2 separate regions of the Homo sapiens genome follow, and region 2 is linked to region 1. A link is a contact called in ENCODE Hi-C or POLR2A ChIA-PET data. All regions are on one chromosome and are shown on one strand. The core of a region is the stretch at or near the end of the contact, and the rest is flanking DNA. Distances in the headings are between cores, read along the strand shown. Region 1 overlaps PTPRM (protein tyrosine phosphatase receptor type M). Region 2 overlaps PTPRM (protein tyrosine phosphatase receptor type M).

The links. Hi-C counts contacts between places; a loop is a spot of excess contacts on that map. ChIA-PET counts read pairs that join two places held with the same protein, here RNA polymerase II (POLR2A). Pooled maps may share reads with other maps.
Region 2: a loop to region 1 is called in a map of heart right ventricle, with 2.0 times the contacts of the local background. The contact joins two enhancer-like sites. A Hi-C loop is called at or near these places in 8 of 168 maps with a recorded cell type or tissue (HCT116, OCI-LY7, Right ventricle myocardium inferior and 5 more) and 3 of 50 pooled maps. POLR2A ChIA-PET finds 5 or more read pairs at or near these places in 5 of 52 experiments (HEK293T, HepG2, Panc1 and 2 more).

What each region holds. Positions count from the first base shown.
Region 1 is chr18:7,613,442-7,620,290 of GRCh38, reverse strand. The region is part of intron 1 of PTPRM (protein tyrosine phosphatase receptor type M); the gene reads right to left. Among named protein-coding and RNA genes, the nearest start is that of PTPRM, 50 kb to the right of the region's middle. Within about 2 kb of position 2,375, at least 11 of the 41 ENCODE cell types and tissues checked have a DNase peak (open chromatin) inside an H3K27ac peak, as active enhancers do; they include heart right ventricle, where a contact is called at or near this core.
Region 2 is chr18:7,651,430-7,659,203 of GRCh38, reverse strand. The region is part of intron 1 of PTPRM (protein tyrosine phosphatase receptor type M); the gene reads right to left. Among named protein-coding and RNA genes, the nearest start is that of PTPRM, 88 kb to the right of the region's middle. Within about 2 kb of position 1,888, at least 2 of the 41 ENCODE cell types and tissues checked have a DNase peak (open chromatin) inside an H3K27ac peak, as active enhancers do; they include heart right ventricle, where a contact is called at or near this core.

The sequences.
Region 1 (6,849 bases), core at 1,126-3,625:
GAAGAGAAAGAATGTTGTAGAAACCTATGGGAAACAGACAACAAGAAACAAAGGAGAAAGGCCAATGCCTGGTACAGTGGTTCCTGTGTAGCAGCCAGCGGTTTCTCTGCCCTAACTCCTGTCCACCACATCACCATGGGAAGTTCTCTATTCAGCCTAAGGTAGGGAAACACCCATGGACCGCCTGAGTGGTTTTCTCCTAGAGAAAAATCTAGTACTTTATAGGTTGTATGCATCGGGGCAGGCTAAGTCATGCTGCAGTAACAATCACAAAATATCAAGGAACATATCACTTCTTGTGCACCCTCCATGCCCACTGGCCATCAGCTGGGAGCTCTTTTCCAAGTCATCCTCACCCTGGGGCTGAAGAATCAACTGCAAGTTTCCATGGCACAGGATGTGGTGAAACAAGCACGAGCTTTCCTGCTTCTGCTCAGAAGTGACATTTAATTGGCCAAAGCAAGTCATATGGTCACGCCTATGTCCAAATGAACAGGGAACTGCTATCTACTCTATGCGCAGGAGGAGAGTCCGAATATTTGTGAATATTCATATATCCAGTGGGTCCCCAACACCTGCTGCCCACCTGTTCATTGGACAACACATTCGGGACGTCTTTACTAAGGTCTGAAACAGATGACGAGAGCGTGAAGCAGAAGCTTCAACAGACAAACTGTGACTACTTCTCCCCTGTGTCTTCAACAAGTGATTTCTTAAAGCTTAACCATTAAATAGTACAGAACTTAAATGGTTATTTAAGACCCTAAATAATCATCACCATCCTGTATTTTAAACACACACACATTCACACACACACAGCAGCAACTGCCAACCATCTGTACTGAAAATATTCTTTATTTTACAAATAAGACTTTTCCGGGACTGGAGTCCCCAGTGAAATGTTGCTTTACAAAGCCCAGTCAATCCCAAGTGAAAGTTCTTTCTTTCTTAGAAAATGTCATCATCTGTAAATGTTCCCTGGTGCCAAGCTCAAGGAGGGGCTCCAGAGTTTCTCCCAGAACTAAATCCTCTGTGAATCAAGCTTTTAGATACTCTCAACATTCCTGGCATCCAGACATTCATACAACCCTGAATTATTTATTCACCAATCTTTGCACAACTTCCTAAACACCAATGGAGATCAGGATGGTTTCAGCTATTTGATGTTACATCTTCTCAAGTGGCTAAAGAGGCTATAAAGCACCCCATTGCTTAAGCCTGCCATCTCAGTTCCATTAGCAGTAAAGACCTCTCTATTCAAACTGCTAAGTAAATCCTCCGAGAGCCCGGGGACTGTTTCATGCTTGAAAGCAACTGTTAAGAATTTGACAACAACCAAACTGTTCCTATTTAATCCTTCTCCCAAGGTAAAAAAGAATTATAGGTAAACATATGCCTTCATTATTTGCTTTGCTGCATTTCAATACCCAATCCCACACAAAATTGCCAGCCAAGGATTTAATGCAATCACTTCTATATTTCAGAGCTATCGCCTCTGCAGAATAGAAAAAGCTTAACAAGCGTTATGGTGCTGGTTAGCCAGGAACCGTATTTTGTATAGCACGCATCTTAAATGTCACGGGGGTTTGGGGTGAAGTAAAAGGCATCACAAATCAAAGGGTACAAACTATGAAAAGAAGAACGAGGAAAGGTGCTGCAGAACTGAGATTCTTACTTGGTTCTGAAAGATAGTAGATGTGGGCAAACAGGTTTGGGGATTTATTTTTGGGTTTTTTTCCTTTCAGGTTTTTTGTATTGCTTTTTGTTTTGAGCCTTCAGTAATTTATTCACTTGTCACATCCTCAATTTACTACTCCTACTAAAACTAATTTTATTACTATACTAAATAGAAGTTTCAAACTGTGATAAATCTGAGTTAAAGTGAGAGAAACAAATACTCTTTTAAAATGTATTATTCAAAAAAATAATCAGTAAATCAGAATAAGGGAAATGGCAGTAATGAGAAGAAGAAAGAGGCATGAAAACTTAGTTGATTACAACACCTTTCTAAGCCATTAACTCAGGACTCTTCCCTCAGGGAACATTTTCTTTATCTTAGTGTTTCATTCAACGGTCTATTGAAATGTGCACTATTAAGTAACCACTTCCAGAAAAGTTTTTTGAGTGGAGAGGGGGTTTGTTTTGTTTCAGGATTTTTGGCTACATATTTAACAAGTTGCATGTGAAAATAAAATGTTCTTATTAACAGTGGAATAATATTTCCAATATGGGTCTGTCATCAACAAGTCAGATTCAAGGCAACATCTCAGAGAACAGATTCCAGTCCACTCGCTTCTCAAGAGCCCAGTCTCTGCCGCTCCTCATTCCAACAGCTAATTCTAGCAATCCTTTTCCTCAGAGCCAATTCACACAAAACCGAAAGTCCAGGGCAGCATTCCAGATCTCCCAGACCAAGAGTAGGTAAACCAAATTGAAACCAGAAATGCTCTCAATGTATTCAACAATGCGGCATTCCTCAACTTCCCACTTCCCAGACATTCCCCCAGATTAACTCAAGCGGTTGATGATTATCCTCTTCTCACGAAATGCTTATACCAGCGGAAAGGAGAAAGAAACACATATATTACATTTAAAAATGCATATTTACACACACACACCAGTGTTTAAGCTTGGTGCAAACCCTCTTTAAAATTAAGTTTTTTGATTAAGGATTATATTTTTTCAATTAAGCAAATAACTTCTAAATTTACTCTGGAAAACTATGTTTTTTCCCAAAAATAAGAAGACACTATCTGACTCATTTCAATAAATCTTTATTGTATGTATAATAGTTGCTCCAGGGAAATAAAAGAAAAAGGGGAGGTTATGCCTTTAAAGAGCTTACAGATTAACAGAGGAGAAAGGTGTTTAAACAAATAACTATAACTTCTGCAATGTATAATGGTCATATATTGCAGCCACTAGAAAATCATCAAGCAGGGGACACTGCAGCAAGACCTGAACATCGAGGAGGAGTCTAATTATTCAACCTACAAATCGATATTTCTGTCCCATCACTTCAAGCTTCCCAAATGTCCCTTTTCCAAACTCCCTTTAAAACCATAAAATCCTCTTAGAAAAAGATCCTGTGCTCAGAATAATGATCTCGGCACTTCCACTGATAATGGGGATGGGTGACTTCCAAACATGCTCCACCATGCTACAGTATGGGGTCCTGAATTATTCTCTACTGGAAAGAGGGCATTCTGCTGTGAATTCTATTTCTAAGGCATCTACTCAAACATATTACGTTTAATACCCTTCTGATTTTTTGTGAATGCAGAACCTCCCTCTCTGTACTTCTGTTTGATCAGAGAGGTGCTGACAGTGAGAACAACCTCGACTAACCCACCCCAGCCCAGCCACTCACATGTGGAAGCACTAAGGAAGCACATCCTGGGCGCTGGCCAGGAGAGCAGGCCAGACAAACAACAGACACCAGGATCAGCTTGGCCATGCGAGTGAGAACAGGCAGATCTCCCCAGGCCTCCCACCCCAAGTGGGAAGACAGGCAGGATGGGGACCAGAGGACAAGCTTCTGAAAACTATGCTTTCCTCACCAGCACAAACTGGCTGCAGCTTCTCTCAAGGCATTCTTCCAGGAAACCAAGCCAGGGATGGGAGACAAAGAGGAAAGAGGCGGGCCCACGAGTGAGGGGTGCCCGGGCTGGTAGTGGGGAATGGACCCAGTCTCTGCCGCACAACACTGGGCCTTTCTGAGAACCAGCAACACTCAGCTAGAGAGCCACAACCACCAAAGAGAAAGGGGTGAGTGATCCCAAGACCTTGGGCTGCTCCCCTGGTCAGGTGTGGAGTGAGATCTGCAGTGGAGCATTGTGGCATGTCTGAAACACCACGTTTGGGTGCACTCTGGGAGGCTGAGGCAGGAGCATACCTTGGGCCCAGAAGTTCAAGACCCCAAGGGCAACACTGTGAGACCCCCAACTCAACAAAAATTTTAAAAATTAGCAGGGTGTGGTGGCACTATGCCTGTAGTCCATGTACTCAGGAGGCTGAGGCAGGAAGATCACAGCCTTGACCAAGAGGTCAAGGCCGCAGTGAGCAGTGATGGCACCACCACACTCCAGCCTTGGCAACAGAGTGAGACCCTGTCTAAAAAACCAGCATCCTAACAGGAACCCAGCTGGACTTTCCTGATGTCCCTTAAATCAGGGGTCCACAACCCACAGGCCATGGACTGCTACCAGTCACGGCCTGTCAGGAACCTAGCGGCACAGCAGGAAATGAGTGGCGGCTCGCGAGCATTACTGCCTGAGCTCCACCTCCTGTCAGATCAGCAGCAGTGTCAGATTCTCATAGGAGTGCACACCCTATTGTGAACTGTGTATGCGGGGGATCTAGGTTGCACGCTCCTAATGAGAATCTAATCCCTGATGATCTGTCACTGTCTCCTATCACCCCAAGATGGGACCGTCTAGTTGCAGGAAAACCAGCTCAGGGCTCCCACTGATTCTGCATTATGGTGAGTTATATATTTGTTTCATTATATATTACAATGTAATAATAGGAATAAAGGGCACAATAAATGTAATGCACTTGAATCATCCTGCAAACCATCCCCACCCCACCCCATCTGTGGAAAAATTGTCTTCCATGAAACTAGTCTCTGGTGCCAAAAATGTTGAGGCCTGCCACCTTACAGGAAGGGAGGGGAGGACTTCTCAAGAGAAGACAGAAGGGCACCTGTTCCTTCTGCTGCTTCCATGTACCAGAGAAGGAAGGCAGAGGCCTCCCAGATGACAGGGATGGCTCCTCAGAGACTAGGCTGGAGAGGTACTGGGGAATGGACCTAGTCTCTGTAGCATGACACAGGGCCTTTCGGAGAGCCAGCTACACTCAGCTAGAAAGCCTCAACCACCAAAGAGAAAGGGGCGAGTGATCCCGTCTCTCTTCCTGCTACAGCCTGCCCTTCCATGTGTGTATGCAAAACTAAGCATGATCCTTGAAAAAAAGAGAATGAAAAATATAGAAATGATGACAGTGCTTTACTGATAATAAGATCATGGGTGATTTTTTTTCCTGTTACAGTTCCCGAATTTTGTTTATTGTTACATTAATTGTTTAAAGTAACTGTATTTAAATGATGAGGTTTTTGTTTTAGGCAAAATCAAACCAGCTGCCCAAATTGAAAAATTATCAGAGTTAAGCAACAAACGATTTTGAAGAACCTTCCTAAAAATTCTCAATTATAATCTATGGGAACATCAATGTAAATGTTAACATACAGAAAAAAGCCACTCGGTAAATGTTATTATAATAATGTGTGTGTTGGCTAGGGGATGGACAACAGGAAGTATCAAAGTTTAATTCTCAACTCCAAACTCCCTCTAAAAAGTAAAACGGTTCAAAAAACTGATCATCTCTCTTAAAAACTTGACAAAACTTGTAAAACCGTTATTAGAATGAAGTTTATTCATAGGTTCCCTGGAGTCAAAAACAACTCTTTAAGCCCATGCAAAAAGCCACCTTACAAGATAAACACATGCCTGTGCTCAAGACTGACAGCACATCGATCCTGTGTCAAACTCATTACCTGTTTGTCAACAGCAGCTGACAATTTCTTAATGAAAAATGAACAGTATACTGAACCACTATTTCACATTAGACAGGGGAAGGCAACAAAATGCATCTGGATGTTTTGGTTGGGGATGATAAAAGTCAGATTATTAAACAGATTGGCTGCCTATAAGTGATCCAATTTTCTCTAAAGAAAAAGACAATCCTTCAGAGTTAAAACAATCTATTTTGTTCTTTTTATGATCCCTTATCATTAGCTTCCTACTTCTAAGCTTGCAAGAAGCTCTAATCACCCCAAACACAAACATTCCTAGGTTCCTTAATATTCTTTGGGTACCTTAATATTCCTTCTGTTCCTTAGCTTCTAAATGATGTTTGATCACACAAAATCAAACTTCTAGCATCTTTTTCAGTTTCTGAAACTGACATTCCAGAAGTACTTTAAAGACAGCCTTCCCTATATCACAGGCACGTTGCCCTGTGTGTACTTTATTACTGTGGTAACTCATTTGGCCTTGGTGTTTGTACTGTTTTACGCTGAGTCTGAGTTTTATGTAAATTTCCACAATAACGCTTAAATCATTTGTATAACTAGTAGGTTTGATTTGGATTCATTTAACACATGTTCTCTGGTTCTCCTTACCCTAAAGTATTCTGGAGAGGGTGGAAGAAAAAGTATTTTTCCTATCTGTGATGTATGCACCATCGGCAGACCCCATTGTTAAATGAGTCAAATCAGCAATCCCCCCACTAAGTCATGAACGTGTCATTCTCTTTTTTCCAATAACTATCTAGCAGCCCAGTAAGACTATAAATGTTAAGCCTTATAAGGAAAATTCAGATTTCCATTCAACAGAGCATTTTCCATCTATGCAACATTATAATTTATCTACCTGATACAAATAAAAATCATTATGAATTAAACCAATTGGAAGGGACAAAAGTAATCTGCTGACCCCAGAAGGTTAATCAAACTGGGTCAACCTTTTCCTTGCACTGGAATCAACCAAGTGTTTATTTACTGATGGATAACTGCATAGGCAACATGGTCCCAGCTCTCAGGGTATTTTTTTTTTTTTTGAGACGGAGTCTCGCTCTGTCACCCAGGCTGTAGTGCAGTGGCATAATCTTGGCTCACTGCAACCTCCACCTCCTGGATTCAACTGATTCTCCTGCCTCAGTCTCCTGAGTAGCTCAGACTGCAGGTACATGCCACCATGCCTGGCTAATTTTTGTATTTTTAGTAGAGATCAGGTTTCAGCATTTTGGCCAGGATGGTCTTGATCTCCTGACCTCATGATCCATCTGCCT
Region 2 (7,774 bases), core at 639-3,138, 39 kb before region 1:
TAAGATGGAGAACAGTCAGTGAAAAAAATAAAGCAGAGAAGGGAGATTGTGTGTGTGTGTGTGTGTGTGTGTGTGTGTGTGTGTGTACATACATGTGCATGTGTATACCTGCAATTTTAAATATGGTCATCAAATAAGAACTCATTAGCAACCAGGGACAATTTGACTGAAGACCTGAATATGGAAATGGTAGCTGTCTGCAGAACTGGGGAGAGCTTCAGGCAGATGCACAGAAAGGGCAAAGGCCCTGAGGCAGAAGCAAGGTTGGTGAGCTAAAAGGTTGGAAATCTCATCAATGTGACTAAAGCAAAGATAACAAGAACTGGGGAATGAATGAGGTAAGAGCAGTGACCAGCACAAAAGCACTGCCAGAAACCAAAACAAGCGGCCAAAAGAAATGGTTTCTGCTAACATTCACCATTCAGTCTATTTACTAGGAAAACTTCATGTGAGAAAAACAGCACATTCTCATGTCCCAGCATGTTCTCATGTCCTCAGCTGTTTACTACGTCAAACATTAAACCCAGGACCTACCTGAGTTAAGACACTGTGTGCGGCACTTTTTCTGTAAGTTATGTTAGGCTTCAGAGCCAACCTTCCATCCTTGAATAAAACGTCTTTACAAGGAGGGGAAAGCAGCACTCAAAATCAAAGGCATCAGACATGCAACCCCTAACACAGCTGGTGACTTGAGTATCATGGAAATAAGGAAGTAGAGAGGCTGGTTGATTCCATGTAAGTCTGAAGCTAAAATCCTTGAGAAACGTCTGCATCAGTGACCGACCATTCTGCTACCTCTTGTACTAAAGTTGTTCATTTTTATAGCGTGTGTGTGTGTGTATGTATATATATATATATATATATATATATATAAATTTACTTTAATTTTAGGAAGCCACAATGTTTTTAATAGATTCTCAGGCTTTCTAGGGATCATGCTGGAGAAAAAGAGACAAATGCTGTATAGCTTCTACAATTGAGTCACCCCAGAGCCCAGAACAGCATTTAAGAATGAACGGACCAGGAGAGGCTGGTCAAAGGGCATGAAGCTTCAGTTGTGCAAGATAAACAAATTCTGGGGATGTAATGTACAGCATGGTGACTACAGCTGATAATACTGTATTGTATCCTTGCAATCTGCTGAGAGAGTAAATCTTAACTTTCCTTACCACAAATAATAAAAGGTAACTATGTGAGGTGAGGGGTGGTAATCATTTCACAATGTATATATGTATCGAAACATCATGATGTACACCTTAAATATACACAATTTTTATTTGCTAGTTATACCTCAGTAAAACTGGGGGAGGGGAGGGAGAATGAAAGGGTGACAACACAATGTTCTTCCCCCAGGAATGTGATTTAAAAATCCTCATTGTTCCCTGGGAAAGAGACTTCTTGATAAACAAGGCAAGTGCAAGCCAGCATGAGCGAAACAAAAATGCAACACCTTTTCATTTCACTGCTGCTTTTTTAAGCAGCCATGCTTCATGAAAATTTCGGTCCATCTTGAATGATGCCCTGCACAAGGCCAGTGTACAATTAAAATCGTATGCCCCTTTCATGGCTCAGCTCATGCAAAATCACTGTGTAATTTGAGTAGAATACGGCATAGAAAATGAGTAATGGAGCTTGTGTGTGTGTTCTGTCATTCTGCATTACGGCTGTGTATAGAAAATAAGATGCAAACAACTAGTGATGAGCGAGGTGAAGGAGGAAAATGAAAATGTCAAGAGTGGGAAGAAACTGTTAAATGGCACCAACTGCTCGGGCAAGGTGTGTGTCTACTCATGTGCTGCTTGTCTCCCTCAATCTATCATCAGAAAGGACAAGCCACCTCGGGAGGAATGACTGTCCTAACTCAGAAGGATGGAGAGGCCCCCATCGTGGACTGCCCACGGCAACAGCACACTTGCCCTGGACTGTCAGTTCACGGGCTTCACTGTAATCTGGTTGCTGTCAATGGCAGATCCAGAAATAGCAGCACACAGAGCGTCCTGGCCTTCAAACCCTGCCAACAATTTGGCAAAATCTAAACTCAGAGGGTAAGTATGGTGACTGGAAACATCTTTTAAAGGAAGAGTCAAGGGACAGGGACACAACTATTTTCTCTCAATCTTTTGTTAAACTGAGAATCCAAATTTTAGCAAAAAGGGTCATTGTATGTCGGAAAGTGTAGAGCTGGTAAGAAGCAGAAAGTTTCCAAAGGAAAATGGAGATACCTCTGCTTCCTACACATCCACCTTGGCCTTACAGCAGTGAAAGGGGGAAAGAACTGGGGAAGGAAGATGAAAATAAGACAACCAGATGACTGCACAAGATAAAGCTGCTACTACTGCAAGCTGGCTACCTGTTCTCAGGAGGAGGAGGACAAATTTTGAGGATGGAGAGAAGATAAAACAATTAGCATAAATGAATCCCCACCATGAATAGGGAAAACAATGAGAACTTTTCCTAGTTCCATAGTTCCACCAAATGGGTTTTGTCAAATGCACGTCACATATTCACCATCACAACATCATACAGAAGGGTTTCACTACCCTAAAAACCCCTTCTGTTCTACCTTATATCCCTCTCCACCATCCCCAACCACTGAACTTTTCTGGCAACCATTGATCTTTTCTTCTTTAAATTATAGGAAAATACAAATAACATAAAATTCACAGTCTTAAGTGCATTTACAGTGTTAAGCAACCATCGCCACCAGAACTCTTTTCATCCCCGCAAAACAGAAACACCATCCCCATTACATAACTCCCCACTCCCTTCTCTCCTATCTCAACTGCCCTCCCCTCACCCCGGGGAACCACAATTCTACTTTCTGTTTCCAAATCTGACTACTCTTGATGCCTGATAAAAGTGAAATTATTTGGAATTTGTCTTTCTGTGATCAGCTTATTTCACTCAGCACAACGTCCTCAAGGTTCATTTGTGTTGTAACACGTGTCCCTTTTAAAGCTGAATAATATTACATCAAAGGAATATACTTCATTTTGTTTATCCCTTTCATTCACTGATGAACACCTGGGGTTTCTTCTACCTTTTGGCTATCGTGTATAATGCTGCAATGAACATGTGTGTGCAAATTTCTTTTAGAGACTTTGATTTTAATTATTTTGGGTATATATACTGAAGTGGAATGTTGCATCCAATGTTGGATCATTCTCTTTTTAGTTTTTTGAGGAACTGCCATACTGTTTTCCACAGTGGTTGAACCATTTACAGTCCTATCAACTGTGCATAAGGGTTCTGCTTTCTCTGCATCCTCACTAATAGTCATTAGTTTCCTTTTTCATTTCTTTTCCTTGTTCTTTTGCTCCTAATGGATGTGAGACAATACTTATCTTTTTCCTATGTACATAGTTTTGCCTTTTCGAAAATGTGAGATAACTGGAATCATAAAACATACAGACTTATTCAAACTGACTTCTTTCACTTAATAATATGTATTTAAGATTCCTCAATGTCTTTTGGGGGCTTGAAAACTCATTTCTTCTTAGCATTGAGTAATATTCCATTGTCTCAATGTACCAGTTTATCCAGTCACCTGGTAAAAGACATCTTGGTTGATTCCAACTTTTGGCAAAAATGAATAAAGCTGCTATAACCATGTGTGCAGATTTTTATGTGAACATATGTTTTTGACAAAAACTTAGGAGCAGAATTGCTGGATCATATCTAAGACTATGATTACCTTTGTAAGAAACTGCCAGACTGCTTTCTGAAGCAGCTGTTCTATTTTGCATTCCCACCAGCAATGAATGAAGGTCCTTCTTGTTCCACATCCTTGCCAGCATTTGGCATTGTAAGTGTTTTAGATTTTAGCCATTCTAACATGTGTGTAGGTGGGGCGTGGTGGCTCATGCCTGTAATCGTAGCACTTTGGGACGCTGAGGCAGGAGGACCATCACTTAAGCCCAGGAGTTTGAGACCAGCCTGGGCAACTTGGTGAGATCCCATCTCTAAAATGTTTTAAATTAGCCGGTGTGAAAAAAGAAAGAAAGAAACAAAAAAACTAGGAATACAGCTAACAAACAAGATAAGTAAAGGACCTATTCAAGAACTACAAAACACTGCTCAAAGAAATCAGAGACATGAACAACTGGAAAAAATTCCATGCTCCTGAATATGAAGAATCAATATCATTAAAATGGCCATACTGCTCAAAGCAATTTATATAGATTCAATGCTATTCTTAGTAAACTACCACTGACATTCTTCACAGAACTAGAAAAATCTATTTAAAATTCATATGGAACAAAAAAAGAGCCTGAATAGCCAATGCAATCCTAAGCAAAAAGAACAAAATCTAGAGGCATCATGCTACCTGACTTCAAACTATACTACAGGGCTACAGTAAACAAGACAGCATGGTACTGGTACAAAACCAGACACATATACCAATGGAACAGAACAGAGAAACCAGAAATAAGGCCACACACCTACAACTATCTGATCTTTGACAACGCTAACAAAAGCAAGCAATGGGGAAAGGACTCCCTATTCAATAAATGGCACTGGTGTAACTGACTAGCCATATGCAGAAGATTGAAACTTGACCCCTTCTCTACATACTATGCTAAAATTAAGATGGATTAAAGACTTTAAACGTAAAACTCAAAACTATAAAAACCCTGGAAGACAACTTAGGCAATACTATTCTGGACATAGGAAAAGGCAAAGATTTCATGACAAAGATGCCAAAAGCAAAGCAACTGCAACAGAAGCAAAAATTGACAAACAGGATCTAATTAACCTATTTATGCCTAGTGTTCCATTATTGGAACACTAAGCTTGTGGGGTTTTTTATATCCTGCTACTCAAGGTCATCGCCAAGGTCTAATTTTTCACACAAAAAAATTTGTAACCTCCAGCACAAGTGGGTTAAACTGAAGATCTTCTGTACAGCAAGAAACTATCAACAGAATGAACAGACAACCTACCAAATGGGAGAAAAATTTTGCAAGCTATATTATCTGACAAAAGTCTAATATCCAGCATCTCTAAGGAACTTAAATTTACAAGAAAAAAATGAACAACTGCCTTAAAAAGTGGGCAAAAGACAAGAACAGAGATAATTTTCAAAAGAAGACATACATATGGCCAACAAGCATATGAAAAAAAGTTCAACATCACCGATCATTAGAGAAATGCAAATCAAAACCACAGTGAGATACCATCTCACACCAGTCGGAATGACTATTATTAAAAAGTCAAAAAATAACAACTGCCTGTGAGGTTGCAGAGAAAACAGAACACTTATACACTGGTGGTGGGAGTGTAAATCAGTTCAGCCATTGTGGAAAGCACTGTGATGATCCCTCAAAGACCTAAAAACAGAAATCCCATTCAACCCAGCAACCCCATTACTGGGTATATACCCAGAGGAATATAAATCATTCTACCATAAAGACACATGCATGTGTATGTTCACTGCAGCACTATTCACAACAGCAAGGACATGGAATCAACATAAATGCCCATCAATGACAGATAGGATAAAGAAAATGTAGTACATACACACCATAGAATACCATGCAGCCATAAAAAGAACAAGATTGTCCTTTGCAGGAATGTGGATGGAGCTGGAGACCATTATCCTTAGCAAACTACACAGGAACAGAAAACCAAGTAAAACATGTTCTCACTGATAAGGGGGAGCTAAATGATGGGAACTCATGGACACAAAGAGGGGAACAACACACACTGCGGTCTATGGGAAAGAGGGCAGAGGGTGGGAGGAGGGAGAGGATCAGGAAAACTAATGGGTACTAGGCTTAATACATGGGTGATGAAACAATCTGTACAACAAACCTTCATGACATAGTTTACCTATATAACAAAGCTATACACGTACCCTAGAACTTAAAAGTTAAATTTTAAAACAAAATTAGCCAAGTGTGGTGGTGCATGCCTGTGGTCCCAGCTACTTGGGAGGCTGACCTGGGAGGATCACATGAGCTCAGGAGGTCGAGAAAGCAGTGAGCCATGTTCATGCCACTGCACTCCCACCTGGGCAACAGAGTGAGACCCTGTCTTAAAACAATAATGATAATAATAATAATAATAATAATAATAATAATAAAGTACATAGTGGTATCTCTGTTTTAATTTCCAATTCCCTAATGACATGTATTGTTCAGACATTTTTTTCATAAGCTTATTTGCCATTTTCTTTGATGAGGTATCTGTTCAGATCTTTTGCCTATTTTTTAACTGGGTTATTTGTTTTCTTATTGTTGAATTTTAAGAATCGTATATTTGGGGCATGAACCCTTTTTTATTAGTAGTAGTAGTAGTAGTATACTTTAAGTTTTAGGGTACATGTGCACAATGTGCAGGTTAGTTACATATGTATACATGTGCCATGCTGGTGTGCCGCACCCATTAACTCGTCATTTAACATTAGGTATATCTCCCAATGCTATCCCTCCCCCCTCCCCCCACCCCACAACAGTCCCCAGAGTGTGATGTTCCCCTGCCTGTGTCCATATGTTCTCACTGTTCAATTCCCACCTATGAGTGAGAATATGCGGTGTTTGGTTTTTTGTTCTTGCGATAGTTTACTGAGAATGATGATTTCCAACTTCATCCATGTCCCTACAAAGGACATGAACTCATCATTTTTTATGGCTGCATAGTATTCCATGGTGTATATGTGCCACATTTTCTTAATCCAGTCTATCATTGTTGGACATTTGGGTTGGTTCCAAGTCTTTGCTTTTGTGAATAGTGCCGCAATAAACATACGTTTGCATGTGTCTTTATAGCAGCATGATTTATAGTCCTTTGGGTATATACCCAGTAATGGGATGGCTGGGTCAAATGGTATTTCTGGTTCTAGATCCCTGAGGAATCGCCACACTGACTTCCACAATGGTTGAACTAGTTTACAGTCCCACCAACAGTGTAAAAGTGTTCCTATTTCTCTACATCCTCTCCAGCACCTGTTGTTTCCTGACTTTTTAATGACTGCCATTCTAACTGGTGTTAGATGATATCTCATTGTGGTTTTGATTTGCATTTCTCTGATGGCCAGTGATGGTGAGCATTTTTTCATGTGTTTTTTAGCTGCATAAATGTCTTCTTTTGAGAAGAGTGTGTCCATGTCCTTCGCCCATTTTTAGATGGGGTTGTTTGTTTTTTCCTTGTAAATTTGTTTGAGTTCATTGTAGATTCTGGATATTAGCCCTTTGTCAGAAGAGTAGGTTGCGAAAATTTTCTCCCATTTTGTGGGTTGCCTGTTCACTCTGATGGTAGTTTCTTTTGCTGTGCAGAAGCTCTTTAGTTTAATTAGATCCCATTTGTCAATTTTGGCTTTTGTTGCCATTGCTTTTGGTGTTTTAGACATGAAGTCCTTGCCCATGCCTATGTCCTGAATGGTAATGCCTAGGTTTTCTTCTAGCGGTTTTATGGTTTTAGGTCTAACGTTTAAGTCTTTAATCCATCTTGAATTGATTTTTGTATAAGGTGTAACGAAGGGATCCAGTTTCAGCTTTCTACATATGGCTAGCCAGTTTTCCCAGCACCATTTATTAAATAGGGAATCCTTTCCCCATTGCTTGTTTTTCTCAGGTTTGTCAAAGATCAGATAGTTGTAGATATGCGGCATTATTTCTGAGGGCTCTGTTCTGTTCCATTGATCTATATCTCTGTTTTGGTACCAGTACCATGCTGTTTTGGTTACTGTAGCCTTGTAGCATAGTTTGAAGTCAGGTAGCATGATGCCTCCAGCTTTGTTCTTTTGGCTTAGGATTGACTTGGCGATGCGGGC